4 separate regions of the Homo sapiens genome follow, and all the other regions are linked to region 2. A link is a contact called in ENCODE Hi-C or POLR2A ChIA-PET data. All regions are on one chromosome and are shown on one strand. Each heading gives the region's core, a stretch centred on a gene start or an enhancer-like site at or near the end of the contact. The rest is flanking DNA. Distances are from core to core; before and after follow the strand shown. Region 1 overlaps LINC00578 (long intergenic non-protein coding RNA 578). Region 2 has its middle 40 kb from the start of LINC02015. Region 3 holds the start of LINC00501 (long intergenic non-protein coding RNA 501). Region 4 has its middle 15 kb from the start of LINC00578.

Region 1 (6,192 bases), core at 2,892-5,391, 280 kb before region 2:
ATTTAATGCTGAGATTTATATTTTCTGGGTTTGGATCAAGACAGAAACTTCCATTTTTGATCAACAGATGCAGCAGAAGTGATGCTATGTGACTTCCAAGGCTAAGGCCATAGAGAGGATACAGCCTCCATCTGATTCCTCTCTCAGGACACCTGTCCTTGGAACTCAGCTGTTATGCTCTGAGGAAGCAAAATTAACTTGCATGGAGAGGCCAATATAGAGAGGAACTAAGGTCTTCAGCTGAGTGCCACCATTGTACAGTAGACACGAGTGAAGACGCTTTCAGATGATTTCAGCTCCCAGTCTTTGAATCTTCCATCTGAGACCCCAGACCGTTGTGGATCAGAGACAAGCTGTCCCCACAGTGTCCTGTCCAATTTCCTCTACAGAATCTGTGAGCATGACACATTGCTGTTTCATGCCACTGAGTTGTGGGGTAAATTCATATGTGTCCTTAGTAACTGGAACAGATTTTGATGCCATGTAAAATGGTACAAAAGAAGAAGAAGATAGCTCGGGAATTTTTGCAACTTGCTTCTTATCTATTAATTTAATTTGGTCCATTGCTAGACCAAGTACGTAAGAGTTAATTCTGTATCTAACAATTTAGTAACCAGATTGTCAGTAAAATGCAAGCAAAATTTAGAAGGACAATGATATTTTGTCCTTCTGTCTTGTATTGACAGATTCAACATGGTACTGGTTCACTTTCAGCTTCTGACAAAGGATACTTTTGTTTTCCTGGTCTCTCTCTTTTTTTTTTTTTGGTTGAGATGGAGTCTTGCTCTCTTGCCCCGGCTGAAGAGCAACGGCGCAATCTTGGCTCACTGCAACCTCTGCCTCCTGGGTTCAAGTGATTCTCCTGTCTCAGCTTCCTGAGTAGCTGGGATTACAGGCGCGCACCACCACACCCGGATAATTTTTGTATTTTTAGTAGAGATGGGGTTTCACCATGTTGGTCAGGCTGGTCTCAAACTCCTGACCTCATGATCCACCTGCCTTAGCCTCCCAAAATGCTGGGATTACAGGCGTGAGCCACCGCGCCCAGCCTTTTCTGCTCTCTTACAATTGTTTTACCTGAGCGCTTACTAATTTACTCTTAGCTAAAGTTCTCCTGTTCAGGAATGAGGAAATTCTAGTAGCCAGCTCAGAGGTGGTCAACCAGAATTCTTGTATTATAGGAGCTCATAATAATAAAACTTTATATTTATAGATGGTTTTGCACAAGGTTTTTACATCCTTAATCTCAAGTGAAGTTTACTAATGCATTTGTGTGGGCTTGGCATATAGTGGCCAGAGACTATACTGATCTAGTATGTATTTGCTGCTTCTTGCAGCTGTTGAAATATGTGATACAGTATATGCATACTAAAGATAAAGATGTACAACTAGGGGGAAGAAACAAAGAAACTAGTGCCTACTTTTGGCATCTATGTGAGAATGTTAAGAAATAGAATTCTGGGGGTAGAGTCCTATGGGGACCTGGTGAATTGGCACATGGCCAGATGCTATGTAAATACATAGCAGCCATCCCACTCTTGGAGGAGAAATAAATACTATGAGAGGGTTGGGAAGGTACAGAAGGTCATTTTGTAACTGCCAAGACCTCTGAGGGTCTAGGATTTTATCTACTTGCAAGCTGACAGGTTAGCCAGCCACAGTTTCAAGGATGCTGGTTGGAGACTTGAGACTCCCAGGTCAGAGGTAAAGGACAGTAGCCAGAGAATTAGCATTTTTGTCCTAATCCCTAAGCTCCAGTTCCCACAGGAGCTACATAATAACTGCACACTCAATGGGTTTGTTACAGAAGAGTCCCCGAACTTAGGGAATCTGAATCTTGTGTAATATACATTTAGCATGCTTGACCTTTGCTTTCAGAGAGAAACATTTTCTTTATTACACTGGACAGTAAGCATACCTGCCTTTTGCTTCAGTGGGAAATATCGCCTTTAAAATCATGGCGAAGCTGTAAGCAACCTGCTCTTTGCTTTGGAGGGAAACACACTGTCTATTATTTCCATGCTGTTTGCTATACAAATATCCTTGAAAAGATAGTTCAGAACAAAAGGCCGTCAGTACTTCTGCTTATAAGATGTGCAGAAATATTGAGAGATCCATGGAAAATTGTCTGCTAACAATAACTCCCAATCTTCAGAGGATCCAAATAAATTGCAAACCAACTATTATTGTTAGGCTAGTGATGAAGGGTCAATGACAGCCATATGCATCAGGAAAATTAGAGGGAAATGTGTACTATAACTTGAATTTACATGTTTTTTCTTCTTATCTGCACTTCAGGATTGTCTCCATCAATGGGGTAGCAAAGACAACTTTCTAACAATTCAATTTCCCTGTAGTTCAAGTCTGTCTTCTTTCTATATTGGTTTGGGGACCTGGTGGCTACCATTGAGACTCTGAGCAGCATCATTCACATTGACTCTGTGAAATAAACAGAATGGGTACTTATTCTTTCCAGCTGATGGGAAAGGACATTTACCCATGGCTGGCTTTAGGGAAAAGAACCCCATGTGATAGGCTGGTAGTGACAAATGCAGAAGGATACTAAAAAAAGCTGAGTTCCTGAGACCTGCTTAAAAGAAAAAGGGGCTTCATTGGAAGCTGCTTTGCATTAGATATGGCGTTGGTCACTCACCTGTTTTCTTCCATATCCAATCTTTACCCTTTTTCTGTTCTACTCGATTAATTACTTGCACCCTTTGTGAAGGAGAAATTAAACAAACTGCTTATTGGCTCAGCAAGATGATAAAATGAAGAAAATTTATTACCAGCAGACCCATCTAAAAGAAATGCTAAAGGAAGTAGTTAGGCTTAAGGGAAGTGATACTAGAGAAACTTGAAACTTCAGAAATGGAAGAGAATGGTAACTGGGTAATATAAAAACTGTCTGGTAATATTAATATATTAATATTAAGAACTTAATATTTTAAGTTCTTAAAATATGTATGACTATTGAAAGCAAAAGTTGTAACTTTTGGCTAGGCATAGTGTGGCTGGAAGCGGTGGCTCACGCCTGTAATCCCACACTTTGGGAAGCCGAGGCGCGTGGATCACCTAAGGTCAGGAGTTCAAGACCACTGTGGCCAACATGGTGAAACCCCATCTCTACTAAAAATACAAAAATTAGCCAGGTGTTGTGGCACATACCTGTAATCCCAGCTACTGGGGAGGCCAAGGCAGGAGAATCGTTTGAACCCTGGAAGGGGAGGTTGCAGAGGGCTGAGATCATGCCATGGCACTCCAGCCTGGAGGACAAGAGCTAGACTTCGTATATAAAAAAAAAAATTGTAACTTTGGTAGGGTTTCTCGGTATGTATATGCAAAGCATCTGACAGCTGTGACACAAACGGGAGAAGGCAAAGGGTTGCAGGACTTCCATGTTTTGCTTGTAGTGGTAAAATATTCCATCTAAATAGACTGTAAGAGGTTAGGTATGTATTTCATTATCCTTAGCGCAATCATAAAAAAACTATACAAATAGATATAGCCAAAACACCAACACATAAACTTAAGCGGAATACTAAAAAAAAATTCAAAAATAGTTAAATAAATTTTCTAGAATTGCAAAATATCGTCATTGAAATGGAAATGCAGTGCATGGTTTAATCAGCTGGTTAAAGACAGCTAAAGCAAAAAAATTTATAAACCGAAAGTTAGATATGAGAAAATTGCCGAAAATGCAGCACTGAGATAAAACAATCAATTGTATTGATAAGGAGAGACAAACATCTTTTGAAAGATTTCAGATTATATCTAAAGTGAAATAATTGATGAACAGTGTAATCATTTATCAGTTAATATTCAGTTTCATAAAAGTCAATTGACCATTCACATTAAAAAAATGTTGTAACATATTTGTTGACGCCTGCAGATTTAGACCCTCTGCTCAGGACCAGGTTTTACTTCTGCATCTGTGCATTCATATACCACTAGAAGGTGAAAACATGGTTTGGGGTCTGTTTTGAAGTATGAGGAGAAGTTGGTTAGGGTGCTTGCCAAAGTGCCCTCATCCTTGTGGGCACAAACATCCACTGCTACTGATTTGAAGAAAGTGGTTCTGTAATTTCTACATCCACCTGCTGCAAACTGCAAAATTCCTTGGCAACACTTTCAATTCCCTTAGCAACTCAAGGTGCATGAGTCACTAGGCTGAAAGTGGAGCTCAGCCAAATCTTGGTGGGATCATAGAAACCCGCTCCCTGCTTGCTTTCTCGAGGGAGCTTCCTACTGGGAAGCAGCAGAGGTGCCCCTGGGCCTGACAGTTCCCTGTGGACATGCGGAGGGAGGCTGTTCTTAAAATGTCACTGAAAACAGAATTTGGCAGCAATGGGGACTTAGCGATCAGCTCTACTTCACCTTAGAGAATAAGAATCAAGGTTGTGCAATATTAGTAGATTACATGCTAGTCAAATAATAACAGATCCTGTAGTAATAAATGTAACAACTTTACTATTTATCTGTCTAGGTACTGTCTTCTTTAATCCTTTCAACAGGTCTAAATGGCAGGCATGTTTATTCACATTTCACAGATGAGGAAACTGAGGCTCAAGAAAAGATGAAGTCAAAATTCTATCACAGACTTATCTAGCTCCAAGGCCTCTCTATTACCACTGTGCTGTCTCCTAGGTAATTCGCAGTATTATTGACGACTGTGGATGTGTGAATCGATAATGCTATCTATTCAAAGTGTATATGATATACACATATACACACCTATATAGGCACTTTTAAATTATATCCATAATGAAAGACGGCTTTGTTAGAGTGAGACATAACCCAATATGGAAACTCACCATTTTGTATGTCTTAGATTCACTTTGCTGGACATCTTCTTACTTAAGGGCCCCTTGCCTAGTGAAGGGGAGTCTATGACCAGCTTTAGAAAATAGGGTTAGGTTATCAAATGTCCATCAATGATAGACTGGATTAAGAAAATGTGGCACATATGCACCATGGAATACTATGCAGCCATAAAAAAGGATGAGTTCATGTCCTTTGCAGGGACATGCATGAAGCTGGAAACCATCACTCTAAGCAAACTATCACAAGGACAGGAAACCAAACACAGCATGTTCTCACTCATAGGTCGGAGTTGAACAGTGAGAACACATGGACACATGGTGGGGAACATCACACACCGTGGCCTGTCAGGGGGTGGGGGGCTGGGGGAGGGACAGCATTAGGAGAAATATGTAATGTAAATGACGAGTTGATGGGTGCAGTAAATGAACATGGCACATGTATACCTATGTAACAAACCTGCACGTTGTGCACACATACCCTAGAACTTAAAGTATAATAAAAAAAAAGAAAAAAAAAGAAAAAAAAGAAAATAGGGTTAGGTTATATTCACTACCCTTTCTGGTAGTTATAGTTTTGTTGGTCAAGCTTTTGGTATAGGCACTGGAAATTGTTATTGGTTTATTTGGGAATAAGTGAGTGTTAATTTTACACACACACATGCAAAATACATTATCATTATTTCAGATTTTACATAGCGAAATGAATCACCGGACAGCTGAGGTTATCTATTCACCCTAGAGCCTTCTCAAGAGCATGCCAGCAGATGATCATGAACCTATGAGTCCTCCAGAAAAAAACAGGCCCTGCTGGGGCTCAGCAGCTAGAGGATCAGGTCCTGGAAGGGCCTTATACGCAATCATAGAGCACAAGGATGCCTTCATAGTGTGTTTTAGGAGGTTCTGAGGTTCTGAAAGGCCTTCTTTGTGATACAACACATTTAATTAGACCAACATTTGCCATAACCAGTTTGTGTCCAGTAATGCGTCAGGCTCTGGATGTACAAAGATAAAGAAGTCAAAGTCCATGGCCTCTCAGCTTTCCCCATCCAGTTTGAAAGGAGGACAGGAAAGAAAATAGTGGCGCTGTAACAACAATCAGGGTTGCATGTGAAGCTCTATGAGGACATATATGTGCGTATAATTAATGCTGTAAGATGGGAAGGTAAGAGAAGAAAGTCAGCAGAAGCTGTAAGAAGATATTTAGGTTGGATGTAATGGCCGAGTTAGAATGCAGCAGGGTTATGAGGGCACAGGGCATTGCAGCCAGAGGGAAGTGTGGGAGTAGAGCTTTGAGAGCCGAGCCTGGGAGGCTTTGAAGAGTCACGGGATGGAGACTGGAAAGGTGCAGAGGGCCACATCACAAGGAATGTGG
Region 2 (5,839 bases), core at 1,332-3,831:
ACCACTTTCTATAAAATACACAGTATACTTAAAGTTGTTTTCTGAAGCAGGGGAGGAAACTTCATCATTGTAGCAGAAATGAACAAGTCTGCTCTGTTTTCCCAGTGCAGGAAAAAAATGGCTTTGAATCATTATTCTTATCTGTGCAATTATGTACGTGTGAAGAGAAGGACATTGTTTTATTTTTCCTAAAATGATATTTATGTCATTAAAACAAAAACAGACTCATGATAATGAACTATGAAAACTCATTCATTGATTGATTCTTCAATAAACATTTGTGGCAGGTCGATGCATTAATAAGTTAATGTAGAAATTAACCTGTGCCTTATATTGTTATTAGTATTAGTACTTTCTTGCTTGAGCAGACTCATCAGAAAATGGATGAAGAAGTAATCGCATCTTTCATCCATAGAGGGAGGGCAACCAGACTTCAATGTTATGAATTTCTGCACTTCTTTCCCCAAGACAGTCTTATCTTCCCCTCTCTTCCTCTTCCCTCTTGCTCTTCCCCACTCTTTCTTTATCCCTCCATTCCTCTCCTTCCTTCCTTCCCTCCCTCTTTCCTTCCTTCCTCCTTTCCCCCTCCCTTCCTCCTTTCCCCCTCCCTCCCTCCTTTCCTTCCTTCCTTCCTTTCCTTTTTTTCTCTGAGGCTGGTGGCGATACACAAGTTTGATGACTTCTTTACTCGGTCCTTTTGGGAAGATATCTAGGGCCTTGAAGGAAGTGAGCCTGAAATGTCCTGCAGTTGGTACAGACCTGCTGCCTGCTCACATTTGCACCTCCTAAAGATGATTGCACTTTGGAAGGAAGATAGCCACCTAGGTGATTTAAGTGGTTGTCCCCAGTGCTGCCATTTTGAAATCAGGGAAAGGGATCCCTGAGGGCCAGGCTAGAGGTGAGAGGAGAGGACTACAATTCCATCACCCTCCTAGAGTGGCAGAAGGAGAAACGGTGTCCAGGATAACTAATGCTGACTAGTGGCCTTAGGGCGAGCCCCCATTTTCATGAACTGCCTGAGTCCAAGGGAGGAAAAAGATGCCCCAATAAATCACTAATGCTGTGTGTTTTTTAAAAATCATCGATTGACAATAGAGAACTTAGAGGAGAGTAAGGTTTCTTATAGAAAGGTAAAGAATTGTGGCACTTCTTGCATCTGTGTTGTTGAGGAATTTCTATTTGTGATACACTTATCAAGCATCTTTTTCTGTCCTATTCCTGGTGCTAGACAGATGGAGAGAATCATTGCCTTCCCTTAATTAAGGGAATCTAAGTCTAGTGGGGAAGGTAGACAAACAGAATTACAACACTAAAGGAAGGGTTCTCTACTAGTCTTATGAGTACCAGGCAGGGACAGTGCAGAGGAATGGTGACTGAATCTGCTTGAACCCTGGAGAAAGGGTATGGGGGAGGAGAAAGGAAAGGCAATTCAGTGAGGGATCAGCATCTGCAAAGCCACAGAGCTGTAGAAGGTTGTCGTGTGTTAGGAACAGGTGAGACGTTCAGTGTGCATGAAGGTGGGGCTGCGGGGTACCTAGTGTGAGGTGGTAAAAGTAGATGCCTTCCCAAGGCCCTAATTAATGAGTATCATCAATTTCAAGAGTATTTCAGATTAGTCTCTGCTCAGGGAAACATGAATGGCTGCAATCTTACAGCTCATATATGAAAGACACTTGGTAGAGGAGCTTCCCCAATTTGGTAATACTAAACATGTACATGATATTGTCAATAATAGGTTGTGAAGCTGAAAGAAATTCTCTCAATTATCATTAATAATAAACAAATTTTGATTAACCATGTTACAGGAAAAATGGAATGATCTTTCTAGTTTCTCTGTAGGAAAGGATATTACAGAATTTTGTCATAAAAAGAAACAGACTCTGCAGCCAAAAATGTAGAATACAGGCATTTAGGGAGACTTGTTAGAACATCAGTACAAATCTTATGTTATCGATACCAATTCATACAAATCTGTTATTTGTTTCTGGGTTTTGTGATATTTCTGGTATTTGTTGGCTTTTTAAAGCTGATATTTTTGCATTTTTCTTTTCTCATTCTGAATAAATATTCACTATTGACTTACTTTTTATAATTTTTCATACAGAGGGCATCATAAATTGTATTAGCTTCTGGTCTCCCTAAACCTCTGTTGGCCAGCAGACAGGAGCTTAGACTAGAAAGGTAGGTTGCCACCAATCTGGAGTCCGAGACTCACAAGATGGTAGAGGACCTGCATGTCCACCTGAGGCTTCCTGTCCTCATCTTACTAAAGAAGAAACTGGGCCCAGAGATGTCGAGTGACTGCTGTAGGTCTCAGAGCCTGCTGATAGCAGAGCCAAGAGTTGGATTTATCTTTGGCTTCCCTAACATGTCTTCCTTATGTCAAGCTCTGCAAAGGGCAAGCATCGGGTAGGAGTCACAAATACGTTGACTCACTTGTTTTGGCCGGTACAATGTTTAAAAAATAACCCAATGTCAATGCTTTTAGGAGGGACTTGCACTCTACCATTCATAGTTTCTTCCATTCCCATCTCCTTACAGCAAGGTGAGGCATGTACTCGCCCTGTGTCACCTGAGAAGGTATCTGGGTTGGGGCAATGGTACTTCCAGAGCAGAGGGGTTTTGAGGCTGTAGGCTTGAGACATTCTCCTCCTGTGACACATTGCTAAGAAATGTGGTGTTCCAAAATGAATCTGCCACAACATCATCTGTCAGCAGCTCTGGTATTTGAGTTCCCGAGTAGGAAAAGAACAAAAGCCACATTCTACCTGTCAGCAATCATGAAATGGTAGGAGGAACTAGCCATGCTGGCTGGTTTGTGGATGTGTGATCACGGGCAGGGAAAACTGGAGGAATGCCAACTCTTTGAGGGAGAAACGCTGCTTGTGACAGCAGCAGACCCACTCAGAGCATATTTCAGCAAGGGGCTGCTTGTATTTAGTTTCAGCCCTTGACCGCACCGTATCTGGCAACTTAAGTTCCAAAGAAAATACAATATTTCAGGTGTTCTTAGCATAACAGTGGACCAAGAGTGGGTATGTTTTCAGTTACAAAAGCAGCTAAAACTTCAATCTCAAAAAACAGGAATCCAAACCATTACATTGCTATAAAATTCTGGCTAATGGACATAGGAAACAGTCTTGTTAGCTGTTGCCAATCCACACCAAGAAATCATCTAAAAAGAATGGTTGTGTATTTGGTCCAGTTCAGTTCTCTCCTGATATCAGACTCTAAGGCCTTCTATAAAGCAGTCTAGACTATTTTACTTGGGGACATATCTAAGGATTTAGCATATATTACATATTATGACCTTTTATATTGTTCTTAACAAAGTCTACATTTATCTAAGACTTAACTATATGCATGGGCTTTACATTTATTATATCAAATTCATGTAACAATCTTGCACTCTTTTCATTTTATAAATAAAGTATCTGATGCTCAGAGAGGTCATATCTTGTATATGATACCGTGATGCAAGACCACATATTTATCAGCAGAGCTAGGACTAGAGCTCAGGTCTCTTGTTCCAAAGTCATGACATACTCCTGCCTCAACACAACTGCCATAAAGAAAAGCTCAAACCAATGTGTACCAGTCAATGTGACTCCCCTGAAGGCTTGTGTTGCACCCAGGTATGGTCCATGGGACTAGGGTCATCACCCTTTAGGCCGGTTGGTTGCATTCACTCTAGGTTGTCTTGCTGAGCTTGCAAGGATTGGCTGGGCAGCTGCCATAATGTCCAATGACTGCCTGCTGCTGAACATAGTTATCTTTTTCCTTCTAGGGAGATGTGGAGCACCAGGGAACAGGTTCACTGAGCCACCTTGTGTCCATCTCTGGGGACTGCATCTTCCCCCACATTCTAGCACCTAAAGATATAGGGGACTCCATCTTCCTTTGCTACCACCATTCTTACATTCTAACCTGAAAGAGACTTTGCCTACATGCCTTTGGTTTTCATCAACCTCCCAGTACCAGCTTATACCTTTGGTGGACAGACTACCTGCTGTCTTAGGACTTGGGGTAATTTATGTAGATTACCAAAGAATATTTTAAATAGTTGGTCGTCACAAACTCTAAATTCTAGGAGAAATTCAGGCTCTGTCCTCTCAACTCCCGTCACAGTCTTGCAAGGAGAAGGAGCTCAGACATGAACAAAGACAAAATTGAATCTTCAAGGACACACAGTGTTGCTTCCCAAAAAGGGGGCAGAAATTTTCAGCAGGAATTGTAGTGATCATAAATAGAACAGAGGAAATTCTCTGAGTCACTTTGGATTCTATCTTTCATCTTTAATTCAGCCATTGTGGAAGCACATACAAAATGATTACATAGTGGTTAAGAGAGTGTGCTCTAAATTGGAAGCATTGGTATGAACTCATTTCTAAAATAAATGTATGTGTATATACATGCAGGTGTGCTCAGGTAAATGTGTGTATGTGTGTATACATATGTGCATATGCATATTGTAAGTGTATATGTATATTTGTGTACATACATATATACATGCATCTATTTCCCAACTCTAGCTGCTGAAAAGACCTAGAAGAAAAAAAAAGTCTAGTAGCAATGAGCACACCTAGTACTCAGATTTTGTCCTCTAATACCATTCTCTACTGAAAGAACAAGGGCTCTTCTCCTCAGAGAAGTGACTAAATGTAGGCCTGGGACAGGGAAAGTTCTAGAAGCTAATGAAACATCTTGTTATGTCGATGAGAAGGGAAGTGTTAAAAAAAATGCTGAGGGCATGTCACAGGAAAAGAGCTGGCAGGAAGTGGCTCCTGTTGCCCAAAACTGAAACAATTTAAATACCAAAATATATAAGGACAGTATGACCATAAACCACTGAAGAAAACAGGAATCCATGAATCTGAACTAATTTATTTAATAATTAGATAAATAAATAAGTGAATAAACAGAGGAAAAAGGAGGACTCTTGCTTGTTGTAGAATGCCAGGTGCTGACTGGTAAATGTGGAGAAACTGCTGGAGTTAGAAAATTATTATTTTATAGCTGTCATAGTCAAGATTGGTCCAGGGCCAAATTACCAATGGATATTAAATCTAAGGAAGAATTTTGATGAGGAGCAGGATATTTTTATGTTTTTAAACTGACTCCCAACAGATTGCCTATTAGTTTCAAGGGAATAATTATATCTACACAGTGTAGAAATCAGACAATGCCTTGATTAGGTAAACAAAATAAAGAAGCAAATAAGCTTTAAAAAATTTTTTAATTTGAGGTGGAGTATCACTCTGTCACCCAGGCTGGAGTGCAGTGGCACAATCTCAGCTCACTACAATCTCTGCCTCTTGGGTTCAAGTGATTCTCCTGCCTCAGCCTCTCAAGTAGCTGGGATTACAGGCATGCACCACCACACCCAACTAATTTTTATATTTTTAGTACAGATGGAGTTTCACCATGTTGGCCAGGGTGTCCTCTAACTCCTGACCTCAGGTGATCCACTCACCTTGGCTTCCCAAAGTGCTGGGACTGCAGGCGTGAGCTATCGTGCCCTGCACAAATAAATATTTTGTACTTCCAGGATATAATACTACGAGAAGAACACAATATTACTTGTGGGGTATTCTGGCTGGATGTATAGCATAAATGTAAGTATAAGGAAACTTCAAAAAACTGAAAATTAGATATTTTCTGTTAGAAAAAGGAGGAAGGAACAGTATTCTTTTTTTTTTTTTTTTTTTTTTTGAGACGGAGACTTGCTTTGTTGCCCAGGCTGGAGTGCAGTGGCTCGATCTCGGCTCACTGCAAGCTCCGCCTCCCGGGTTCACGCCATTCTCCTGCCTCAGCCTCCTGAGTAGCTGGGACTACAGGC
Region 3 (5,734 bases), core at 2,185-4,684, 480 kb before region 2:
GGTGGGTGCCTGTAATCCCAGCTACTTGGGAGGCTGAGGCAGGAGGTGGAGGTTGCAGTGAGCCAAGATCACACCACTGCACTCCAGCCTGGGTGACAGAGTGAGACTCCATCTCAAAACAACAACAACAACAAACAAACAAACAACAACAACAACAAACAAAACAGTGTATATTAAAGAAAACGGATATATTATGGTGTAGAATGTTGGAATCCAACTGGAGACTTGGAAATGTTGAGTATTTGGCTGCTACAGACTTAGTTCACTCAGGGTTATTAATTCACCCTGCTCTGCTATTAGAGGTATTTTTTCCCCCAGGAAATGATTGAGGAAATTGGACTCACCTTCTGAGAAGTACCTATATTGGGCACTAGATTAGCAAAAGTATTAGCAAAAAACCAAAGATGTGGCACTTTATTTATTTATTATTTATTTATTTATTTTTTTCTGAGATGGTGTCTCGCTCTGTTGGCTAGGCTGGAGTGCAATGGTGTAATCTCAGCTCACTGCAGCCTCTGCCTCACGGGTTCAAGCAATTCTCCTACCTCAGCCTCCCGAGTAGCTGGGATTATAGGCACACCACCATGCCTGGCTAAGTTTTGTATTTTTAGTAGAGACGGGGTTTCATCATGTTGGCCAGGCTGGTCTCGAACTCCTGACCTCAGGTGATCCACTCTCCTCGGCCTACCAAAGCGCTGGGATTACAGGCATGAGCCACCACACCTGGCCGACATGACATTTTAATGACGGAAATGAAGGCGGTTTGATGGGAGGTGGAAGAGCTCTTTAGGTGGTAGGTGAAGTGACTCTGCCAACTGACAGAGCCACCTCTGTTTGACAATGTCTATGTGAGCCAGGTCCTAAAAATAGGAAGCACTCAATGAGCATTTTTTAGATCAGCTTTTCCCAAAGTCTATTTCATGGAATACTCTCATTAAATGCTGCAAACAAGAAGGGTTCTATGGTCAGATAAGTCTGGGAGACACTTTAACTTCCTCTTGGAGATTCGCAAAGTACAAAGGTGTTAAAGGCTCTAAGAAATCATACAACAAAACAAACAAATTTGTCTGGCTCAGTGTTGCCCAAGCATAGTGAGTGTATCCCTTTAAAAAACATATAACTCTTCTTTTTGTAACTCAATTGTAATACCCCAGAATTAGTATTCTAGGGAACACACCAAGGGAGCCACCATCCTAGATAGTATCATAGACCAGAAGTTACCATTCCTCACCCAAGGCCCCTTTTGTTGTATTCCCCCACAACCTTTCTTATTGTTTTTGAGATGAAGTCTTGCTCTGTCGCCCAGACTGGAATGCAGTGGTGTGGTCTCGGCTCACTGCAACCTCCACCTCCTGGGTTCAAGCAATTTTCCTGCCTCAGCCTCCCCAGTAGCTAGGATTACAGGCGCATGCCACCACGCCTGGTTAATTTTTGTATTTTTAATAGAGACGGGGTTTCACCATGTTGGCCAGGTTGGTCTCGAATTCCTGACCTCGTGATCTGGCCCCCCTCGGCCTCCCAAAGTGCTGGGATTACAGGCATGAGCCACTGTACCCAGCCTGTTCTCCCCTTTTTTCTCATGTTTTGAACATCTTTTCCTAGCAAATAGAAACATATTTATCTCATTCACAGAGATATGTAAACATAGCAATGGATAGGCAATATTCACTGCCACAGGTTCCTTAATTTCAGCTGTTCACCCCTGTGCTTCCCTGCAGGTCAATTCTACTATGGGTATTGTTTGGATATTACCACCTGATAACAGTCTGATCCACAAGTTTCACCAGAGCAATGCCAGGGGTATCATCAACAGCCAATTAGAACTTGGGCAACATGAGCTAGTCAGCTGGAAGACTGAATTGATCTAATTTTAGCACAAAGCAAAGAAATATGATGTTACGGTTAACTTGTGTAAATAGATATATGGTGCAAGTACAATTGTCGTTAGAGTTTTTTTGTTTGTTTGTTTGTTTTTGAGATGGAGTCTTGCTTTGTCGCCCAGGCTGGAGTGCAATGGCGCGATCTCGGCTCACTGCAACCTCCACCTCCAGGGTTCAAGCAGTTCTCTGTCTCAGCCTCCCGAGTAGCTGGGATTACAGGTGACTGCCACCACGGCCAGCTAATTTTTTGTATTTTTAGTAGAGACGGGGTTTCACCATGTCAGCCAGGCTGGTCTTGAACTACTGACCTTGTGATCCACCCACCTCGGCCTCCCAAAGTGCCAGGATTACAGGCGTGAGCCACTGCGGCCAGCTAGAGATTTTAAAATGCTAAAAATAACCCTAGAATGTCTTGCCCACTTCACAGATCCCTCAGAGTCCAGGCATTAGGGGTGGGAAAGTGCCACAGTAGGCTATTCTACAAATGGTATTCTTGTGCCTATATAACATGCATTGATTCTGTAGTCAAGTTTCTATTAATCTAAAGGAGACTGGGTAACTCTCAAGATTTCAAAAAAAGTGATATTACAGAAAGTATGAAAAAGTAAGAAAATTATAAAGCATGGCAAACCCTTTGGTCTTTAAGCAGAAATTTTTATTTTCAGTCAGTTGAATGTAAGGGCTTCAGAAGGATCGTCGATGAATCATGTTGTATAGGTGACAAAGCAATCCTGCGTTCATTATCTCACTTCCTTCTCCCAGGAATCAGGTGATGTCTCATTAGTACACAATCTGAGCACTGAAGAGCGTCACATTCTATAATTTTTAGGAACTTTTTGTTGTAGATGTTAGAAACCCAACATAAACTACCTTATGTAAGAAGGGCAACTGATTGGAAGGATTCTAGTATTTTCTTTTTTTTTTCTCTTTGAGACGGAGTTTCGCTCTTGTTGCCCAGGCTGGAGTGCAATGGCGCTATCTTGGCTCACTGCAACCTCCGCCTCCCGGATTCAAGCGATTCTCCTGCCTCAGCCTCCCTAGTACCTGGGATTACAGGCGCCTGCCACCACGTCCAGCTAATTTTGTATTTTTACTAGAGATGGGGTTTCTCCATGTTGGTCAGGCTGGTCTGGAACTACTGACCTCAGGTGATCTGCCCGCCTTGGCCTCCCAAAGTGCTGGGATTACAGGCACGAGCCATGGCACCCAACCGATTCCAGTATTTTCTTTTGATCTGTTTTTTGTTTTTTAAATAGAATTCTAGGAATAATTGAATAATCAAGACACAGGAAGAGCAGAGATGCAGCTGGGTTCTGAATGCTGAAAGCCAGACACTAGAAGGTTGTCAGGATTCTTCTCATCTCATGTTCCCCTCTGAATGTTGGCTTCACTCTCTCATTTCAGAGTGGCTTTCTTCTCTTAGTGGAGGACATGCTTGCCAGGAGCATGTGAGTTCATATCTATTAATAAATGTGGAGCCAGTGAAGAGAGATTAGTTCAGCTTGCTCGTCATCCCTAGGCTATGAGCCACAAAGCAGGACTGTGGCCCAGCTTAAGTCCAGTGCTAACCTGTGGGTGAATGAACAATGACCGGGGAACAGGGCCCTAAGGTATGTGTAAAGTGACTCCTGTGGTAAAAATGTACCTGAGTGGGAGTTGTGAGAGTCGGGGTGGGGAAGAAATACATTCTTAGAAAAGACGTGTTAGGCAGGTAATTCTATAGGTATGCACTCCATATTTATGCATTCTGGATGGACATATTGTGCATATATTATGGAGGCCTGTCAGCAGAACCCCAAGTCCATGCTAGCTGAATTTATGCTCAACTATATGAGGAGAGTAATTACTTTGTTTTTTCTTTCTTTGAGATGGGGTCTCACTCTGTCACCCAGGCTGGAGTACAATGGCTCAATCTCAGCTCACTGCAACCTCCACCTCTGGGGTTCAAGTGATTTTCCTGCCTCAGCCTCCAAAGTAGCTGGGATTACAGGCATGAGCCACCATGCCCGGCTAATTTTTTGTGTTTAGTAGAGACGGGGTTTCACCATGTTGGCCAGGCTGGTCTCGAACTCCTGACCTCAGGTGATCCACTCACCTCGGCCTCCCAAAGTACTGGCATTACAGGCGTGAGCCACTGTGCACGGCTACATATTAATGGAAACTCCACAGGTCAGTACCTCCAAATCTTCCCCATCTCACATCAAGAATGGCACAGGTTTGTTCTTCAGCTCCTTTTTTAAGGGTAAGACTGGTTAGAAAAGGTCTATAAGGAAATAACTCATGACCTGGAGGAAGAGGAGACATTGTTGTGCCTGGACTATTTCCTTATAAGACAATTGACAATGAGATAAGGATGAGGGCTTGGGCTGGACTTCAAACTCCCACGACCTAGCCGGTTACCTTCCCAGGAAGGTGTATCTGCAGATGTCTCAACTCCTCCTCCAGGAGGGAGGGAGAGTAAATAAAGGTGTGGGAAAGAAAAGCAACAACTCTAGGAATTAAAAGGAGGAATTAGTTGGTAGGAATTGTTTGGTTCCCAGGTAGGTGTTGGGTGTAGCCAGGCCTCCACACCTACACATTAACACACTGATAGGCAACTATAGAACCAGATATCACTTCTTTAGGAATTTGGTGACTTGGGCTGTTTCAATTTTCTCTAATCATGTCCTTTTACTTTTTTTTTTTTTTCTGAGATGGAGTTTTGCTCTTGTTGCCCAGGCTGGTGTGCAATGGCACGATCTTAGCTCACTGCAACCTCTGCCTCCCGGGTTCAAGCGATTCCCCTGCCTCAGCCTCCTGAGTAGCTGGGATTACAGGCATGCACCACCACGCTTGGCTAATTTTGTACTTTTAGTAGAGACAGGGTTTCTCTGTGTTGGTCAGGCTGGTCTCAAACTCCCTACCTCAGTTTATCCATCAGCCTCGGCCTCCCAAAGTGCTGGGATTACAGGTGTGAGCCACCACGCCCGGCCAGAGCATTTTTAAGCTCACAGCAAAATTGAGAGAAAGGTACAGAGATTTTCCATATACTCCCTTCCCATACACATGCATAGCCTCGTCCATTATCAACATCCCCTACCATAGTGGAACAGTAGTTCCCGTCGACGGACCTGCATTGACACACTGTTGTTACCCAAAGTTCACAGTTGCATATGAGGGTGTTGTACATTCTATGGGATTGGAGAAATGCATGACATGCCTTGAATTATTGAACATTATTGAATTATACAGATTATTTTCACTGCCCTAAAAATTCTCTGTGCTATGCCTGTTTATCCTCCCCCTAATCCCCAAGACCTGACAACCACTAACCTTTTTATTGTCTCCATAGTTTTGCCTTTCTCAGAATGTCATATAGTTGGAATCATACAATACATAGCCTTTTCAGATGGTGTTTTTCACTTAGTAATATGCATTTAAGTTTCCTCCATATCTTCTCATGCTTGATAGCTCATTTCTGGTTAGAGCTACTTAATGTTCCATTGTCTAGATGTACCAGAGTTTGTTTATCTATTCACCTACTGAAAGACATCTTGGCAGGGCTTAGTGGCTCACACCTGTAATCCCAGCACTTTGGGAGGCCAAGGCAGGCAGATCACCATAGGTCAGGAGTTCGAGACCAGCCTGGCCAAGATGGTGATGCTACTTGGGAGTCTGAGGCAGGAGAATCGCTTGAACCTGGGAGGCAGAGGTTGCAGTGAGCCAAGTTCTTGTGTGGACATAAATTTTCAGTTCATTTGGGTAACTACCAAAGAGCATGACAGCTGGAGTGTATGGTAAGAATATGTTTAGTTTTGTTGGAAACTGCAAACTGTCTTCCAAAGTGGCTGTACCAATTTGCATTTCCACCAGCA
Region 4 (5,614 bases), core at 1,918-4,417, 350 kb before region 2:
TCAATCTCTGATTAGTCGTTTTTTTGGGGATTATATAAGAAATCGGGTTTGTTTGGTACTCACAGGGCACAATGGAGATGCCCGTTTCCAGGCCATGGTGCTGCCTCCTGTCATTACTCTGCACTTTCTACTTGGTGCTGGTGTTGAGGCTGGTTGCCTGGTGACACTGGGAGTTCAGGCAGACATTTGCTTCCTGTTGACTGCTGTGGACCTCACCACCTGTTGTGCTGTCAGTGTCCCCTTCTACAGGAATCCTGTGGTATTGGGAGTGAAGCATGGAAGAGGAAGCTGTGTCTATTATCATGGGGGATCTTTCCATCCACTAAGAAAACTCAAATCCAAACAAAAGCCTTCCCATCCTAAAGCTCCTCAACTTTTGTCTCCACTATGCTTGATCTCTCTGTTTCAGCCTAATGAATAAGACAGTTTTCTCTATCTCCAAATCTCACCAACCCTTCTCTATTCACGGGCGATTCCAGAGAAATTTCTCTTTCTGGGTGAAGTATACAAAGACCTGAGATATTTAGAAGCACGACACTCTCCTCTTTGGGGGTCTGGGACTGTAATGGGAAGGGTTAGGAAAAGGAGATGCTAATATTAGTTAATTTCTTTCATAATAACACACCCTTTTATTTCCTTCCTTTGTACCAGTCCCTGCAAGAAAATGTCCCAGCAACTTCTTGGTTGCCTCATGACTTCCTTCTTCTTTAGGGGTTTGTCCTGGTTGGAAGCAAAAATTAGAAAGAGATGAGTCCTGTAGGAACAGTGGACGTTCATATATTATTTGAAGAACTGTACTGGAATCCTTAGTCTTTTCAAGTTGAGTCAAGTTTTTTCTTTCTTTTTTTTTTTGAGACAGAGTTTCGGTCTTGTTGCCCAGGCTGGAGTGCAATGGCACGATCTTGGCTCACCGCAACCTCCACCTCCCGGGTTCAAGCAGTTCTCCTGCCTCAGCCTCCCGAGTAGCTGGGATTACAGGCATGCACCACCACGCCTGTCTAATTTTGTATTTTTAGTAGAGACAGGGTTTCTCCATGTTGGTCAGGCTGGTCTCCAACTCCCAACCTCAGGTGATCCATCCGCCTCGGCCTCCCAACAAACTTTTTCTTTAAGCATTCATCTTTAGAGTGTTATCTGAATAGGAAAAAGTAGTTTTAGGCCAAATGTTGAAGAGCTGGTGCTAAGGAGTCTGGACTGTATTTTATAAGCAATGGAGAACTTTATGGAGAAAGACAACACACTTGGATTCTTTCTTTTGGGTAAAACTCGGCAGCCGTGTGGATGCTGGATTAGAGGAGAGCAATCCAGAGGTGGGAGCCTGTTATTTGACTCCTCCAATAATTTACTCAACCCACGTTCAGATTCTTTACACACACATCTGCCCACCGCTTTCCCTAGATTGGGATTCTCTCAAGAGTAGAGATTGTTAGCTTCAATTTTAACTCCCTCCACTCCCAGCCCCCAGATCCTCGAATGTATTAGCTTTCACATTTTTGGCAGTTAATAAATATTGACTGAATTAGATTAGTCCCAAATGAGCTCTTAGAATAAAAACACTCAAAAATAAAGAATCTCCATTTTTCACAAAGTTTTTACTGTGGTGTGCTGTTGGAGTGAATCACCTTAGTCAAAACAAGCTATTTTGGCAATAAAACCAATGACAGACTTAGGTAAAAACTTCCCCCTCCCCCACATGTTAATACCAGAAACTTAATTCTCTACTCTGTTTTATAATATATATCCATGGCAATAGACTATTAAAATCGCATTCTCAAGTTATAAATACCATAAACCACATTTTCACATGGTGGCCTAGCCACTGTCTTTTGCAACAATTTGGCATGGAATTACAAGTAGCATCCATTAAATTTCATATGCCCTTTAATTTTTTTATCTCTTCATTTGCATGCATGTATTTTATAATCATTCATTCTGGTAATAAAACCCACAGGATCTTAAATTGAACTGAAGTCCCAGATGCTTTAAAAGAATTTATGTTGCATAATTGTACTGGTTGACCTGAAAACAAACAACAACCTATGATTTAAATATTCTGCCCAGGAGCGGAGTCAAACTCTTCCTTAAAATTCTGTGGTTTCTATTGACCGACTTATTGTGAGGGAAAGATTCAGAAAACTAAAGGGACTATAAAAATGACAAAGCAAAGGAAGCAGACAGTAGTGGCTTTCTGAAGATTTTATCATCTAGAACCATATGCATATTTCAAATGAAATATTTGTGAAGCAGCTACAGAGCTTATTCCCCAGTCAGGGAGGGGAGTCAGTGGATTAACACCAATGATTTGTTTATGGAGACAAAGGAAAATAACTCTACTTACTTCAACAGGAATAACCTGAGAAAGCCTAGGCAGGAGAAATGTTTAGTATTTGGAGGAACTTCCCAGGACTTGAATTTGTTGTCCATTTTTATGTAACAAAATACATCCAAACTTAGCAGCTTAAGGCCACAGATATCTTTTTCTGTGGCTCAGGGGCCTGGGAGTATTTTAGCTGGGTTGTTCTGGCTTAAGGTCTCCATGAGGTTGCAGTGAAGCTGTTTGACAGGGCTGCAGTCTCACATGAACACTCAGCTGGGGAATGATCGTTTTCTAACTCACTCACATGGTTGCTGACAGGTTTTAGTTCCTTGCTTGCTGTTGGCTGGAGACTTTAGTTCCTCACTCACCGTGTGTGCCTCTCTGAAGTGGCCTAAGCGTCTTCATGATATGACAGCTGGCTTTCCCCAGAGTGAGTGATTCAAGACAGAAACAGAAAGAAAGAATACCCAAGTCGGAAGTTGCACACTTTTACTAACCCACTGTCAGAAGTGCTGTTATATGGGGTTGGTTATCCAGACCAACCCTGGTACAGCGAGGGAGCGTATAACACGAGGGTATGAATCCTGCAGGTGGGGGTCATTGGTGGGTATCTTAGAGACTGCCTCCCCCAGGGTTGGACTGGGTAGGGACAGTGACTCAGGGCCACAACCTGGAGATGGCTTATAAATCATGCCCTTGTTTGATGAAATGTTAAAGAAAAAGAGGAGAGAGGGCTGAAGTAACAAGGTGGCTCTCAGCTGCCTTCCTTTTCATCTTCTACCCAATGCTACATCTCCACACCTTTTTCTTTGAGCTGTTCCTGGAGAACACCAGAATAATGACTGGAGAGAACCCTTGTTTAGTCATCAGGAGTCATGTGATCTGGGTTTAAATGTGGTTTGACCACGAAAAACTTGGAGGCAGAAGGATGTATTATTAAATGAGTATAGACTTTAGAGTTTAATAAGTTTCACTCAAAGTCAGGCCTCAGCCCTTACTGGATGTGTGATCTTTGGTAAAGCATAGGCAAGCCTTGTGAGGTTGAGTGTGTTTGTACATTTTACCTTTTAGGATAATATTTTACCTTTTAGGCTGGTTGAAGGTTAAATAAAATGCGATTTCCCTTGCTTGTTCCCTGTGGGATATTAAATCATCCCTTCACTTCTCTGGATTGTATCTCAATGGGAAAATGACAATGACAGGGGCTTCTACCCAGTGGGGTCACTGATGTGCTCTCTTTGGGACTCTGAAGTTCTGAGCTATGCCTTAGCAAGCAGATTATGCAATCTGTGCAGGGGGCTGGGCTGGGGATGGACACAAGATCAAACCTACACTATGGTGACGGTGGGGATGGGCAGGGGCAGGATGAAGAGACGGGCTGAGAGCTGGGCTTTTCCTTATGCCTGAAAAACATTTTTTCACAATGTTTAAAGGGAATATAAGAAAGAAATCTGATTGATGGTTGCATATTTTTGGTATTGCAGAAATAAGAGAAATTGTCTAGTAAAAACAATCTTAGATAAAAAACAGTGTTAAATCTCTTTTTCTTCAAATACACGAATGTTAGTCCATGTTTTCAATTTGAGACAATTTTTTTTTTTACGGAGTCTCACTCTGTCGCTCAGGCTGGAGTGCAGTGGTGCGATCTCGGCTCACTGCAACCTTTGCCTCCTGGGTTCAAGCGATTCTCCTGCCTCAGCCTCTTGAGTAGCTGGGACTACAGGCGCCTGCCCACCACGCCCAGCTAATTTTTGTATTTTTAGTAGAGACGGGGTTTCACTATGTTGGCCAGGCTGGTCTTGAACTCCTGACGTCAGGTGATCTGCCTGCCTCGGCCTCCCAAAGTACTGGGATTACAGGCATGGGCCACCATGCCTGGCTGAGACAATTTTTTTTTTGTCGCCCAGGCTGGAGTGCAGTGGTGTGATCTCGCTCACTGCAAACTCTGCCTCCCGGGTTCATGCCATTCTCCTGCCTCAGCCTCCTGAGTAGCTGGGACTACAGGCGCCTCCCACGACGCCTGGCTAATGTTTTGTATTTTTAGTAGAGATGAGGTTTCACCGTGTTAGCCAGGATGGTCTCGATCTCCTGACCTTGTGATCTGCCTGCCTGGGCCTCCCAAAGGACATTTTTTTTTTAAATGACAAGGAATAGAAATCCACTAGCTCAAGTTCAGAAAGGCAGTTGGTGGAGGATGGGGTTAAGTAAACTCAAAGAATCCAACTGGAACTGGGAACTAGAAATCAGAAATGAGGCTATTTTCACTGTCTCTGTGGAGTTTGTTTCTTTAAGTTCTCTCTGGTGCCTTTCTTGACCTACTCTCCCTGCTTGCCCGTCTTGCAGGACACTATAGGCCCCAGCTTTGCATCATAGCCTTTGGGCTCAGTACCCACTACAGCCTATCTTTATGTCCTGTTTGCTCAGATTTGAAGAAAGAGGATCTTACTGGTCAGTGTTTAGAAAGCAAATTGGCTGGCTTTTGCTTATATGTCCATCCTAAAACTGGTTACATGGCAGTTTTCTAGAAGGAACTGCAAGAGAGACAGTCAATAAAATTGCATTTGGGAAATTATTTCACCCAATAATACATGGTGAGTATGTAGAATGAAAGTGGTTATCTGGCTACCTCTTTGCATTTAGGAGGACAAGGGTGGGGGATGGAAAAGTTTGAAGCTCAATGCAGAGGAGCTAATAGACAATAGACAGTCTGTCTCAATTCTAGGGGATACAAATCTGGGGGTGGGGAAAAGAGAAATCTCCTTTTTTCTTGTACCTAAAGTAATGCACATTCTCTAAGTCAGTAGTTCCCAGACCTTGAGAGCTCTTGGAGTAATAGAATTAGAAAAAATCAGGGACTGACATAGGTTGTGGATTTTATATTTTGCCAAGTAAAATATCTTAAGCCCTTCACAATTACTATCTTTTTTTATCATTTCATAAAACAACAAAAAAAGTATTTCCAAAGAAATGCAAAGGACATACAGACTACAGAATAGTTCTCTAAATTAAATAGATTTAGCCTTATGACAAATCAACTATATTGTCCTTATTTACTTCCTCTCACTCCATGCAAACTGTTAAAAATTTCATCACGGGCTGATGCTTGTAGGCTGACTTGTGTGTGGGAACTGTTGCTGTAGTTTATAAGGAGGGACACATAGGTCATAGAAGGTTAGAGTAAGTCATCTAGTGACAAGATGAAAAAAACTGAGCCGTATTTGATCATTCATTCATTAGACAAATATGTGTTGAGTACCACTATGTGGTTCATAGATATTTAATAACTTATTTAAGAAT

What was found. Hi-C counts contacts between places; a loop is a spot of excess contacts on that map. ChIA-PET counts read pairs that join two places held with the same protein, here RNA polymerase II (POLR2A). Pooled maps may share reads with other maps.
Region 1: a loop to region 2 is called in a pooled map, with 2.0 times the contacts of the local background. The contact joins two enhancer-like sites. A Hi-C loop is called at or near these places in 1 of 168 maps with a recorded cell type or tissue (dorsolateral prefrontal cortex) and 4 of 50 pooled maps. POLR2A ChIA-PET finds 5 or more read pairs at or near these places in 3 of 52 experiments (A549, AG04449 and activated CD8-positive, alpha-beta T cell).
Region 3: a loop to region 2 is called in a map of PC-9, with 8 times the contacts of the local background. The contact joins the promoter of LINC00501 here to the enhancer-like site in region 2. A Hi-C loop is called at or near these places in 1 of 168 maps with a recorded cell type or tissue (PC-9) and 5 of 50 pooled maps. POLR2A ChIA-PET finds 5 or more read pairs at or near these places in 1 of 52 experiments (activated CD8-positive, alpha-beta T cell).
Region 4: a loop to region 2 is called in a map with no recorded cell type, with 5 times the contacts of the local background. The contact joins two enhancer-like sites. A Hi-C loop is called at or near these places in 1 of 37 single-sample maps with no recorded cell type and 12 of 50 pooled maps. POLR2A ChIA-PET finds 5 or more read pairs at or near these places in 5 of 52 experiments (BJ, Panc1, activated CD4-positive, alpha-beta T cell and 2 more).

What each region holds. Positions count from the first base shown.
Region 1 is chr3:177,494,255-177,500,446 of GRCh38, forward strand. The region is part of intron 1 of LINC00578 (long intergenic non-protein coding RNA 578); the gene reads left to right. Among named protein-coding and RNA genes, the nearest start is that of LINC00578, 55 kb to the left of the region's middle. Within about 2 kb of position 4,142, at least 5 of the 41 ENCODE cell types and tissues checked have a DNase peak (open chromatin) inside an H3K27ac peak, as active enhancers do.
Region 2 is chr3:177,774,115-177,779,953 of GRCh38, forward strand. No RefSeq gene overlaps it. Among named protein-coding and RNA genes, the nearest start is that of LINC02015, 40 kb to the right of the region's middle. Within about 2 kb of position 2,582, at least 6 of the 41 ENCODE cell types and tissues checked have a DNase peak (open chromatin) inside an H3K27ac peak, as active enhancers do; they include PC-9, where a contact is called at or near this core.
Region 3 is chr3:177,291,008-177,296,741 of GRCh38, forward strand. LINC00501 (long intergenic non-protein coding RNA 501) reads left to right here and starts at 3,435. Exons shown (of 2, transcript NR_047465.1): 1 at 3,435-3,490. RefSeq lists an enhancer at 2,665-3,864.
Region 4 is chr3:177,424,549-177,430,162 of GRCh38, forward strand. No RefSeq gene overlaps it. Among named protein-coding and RNA genes, the nearest start is that of LINC00578, 15 kb to the right of the region's middle. Within about 2 kb of position 3,168, at least 5 of the 41 ENCODE cell types and tissues checked have a DNase peak (open chromatin) inside an H3K27ac peak, as active enhancers do.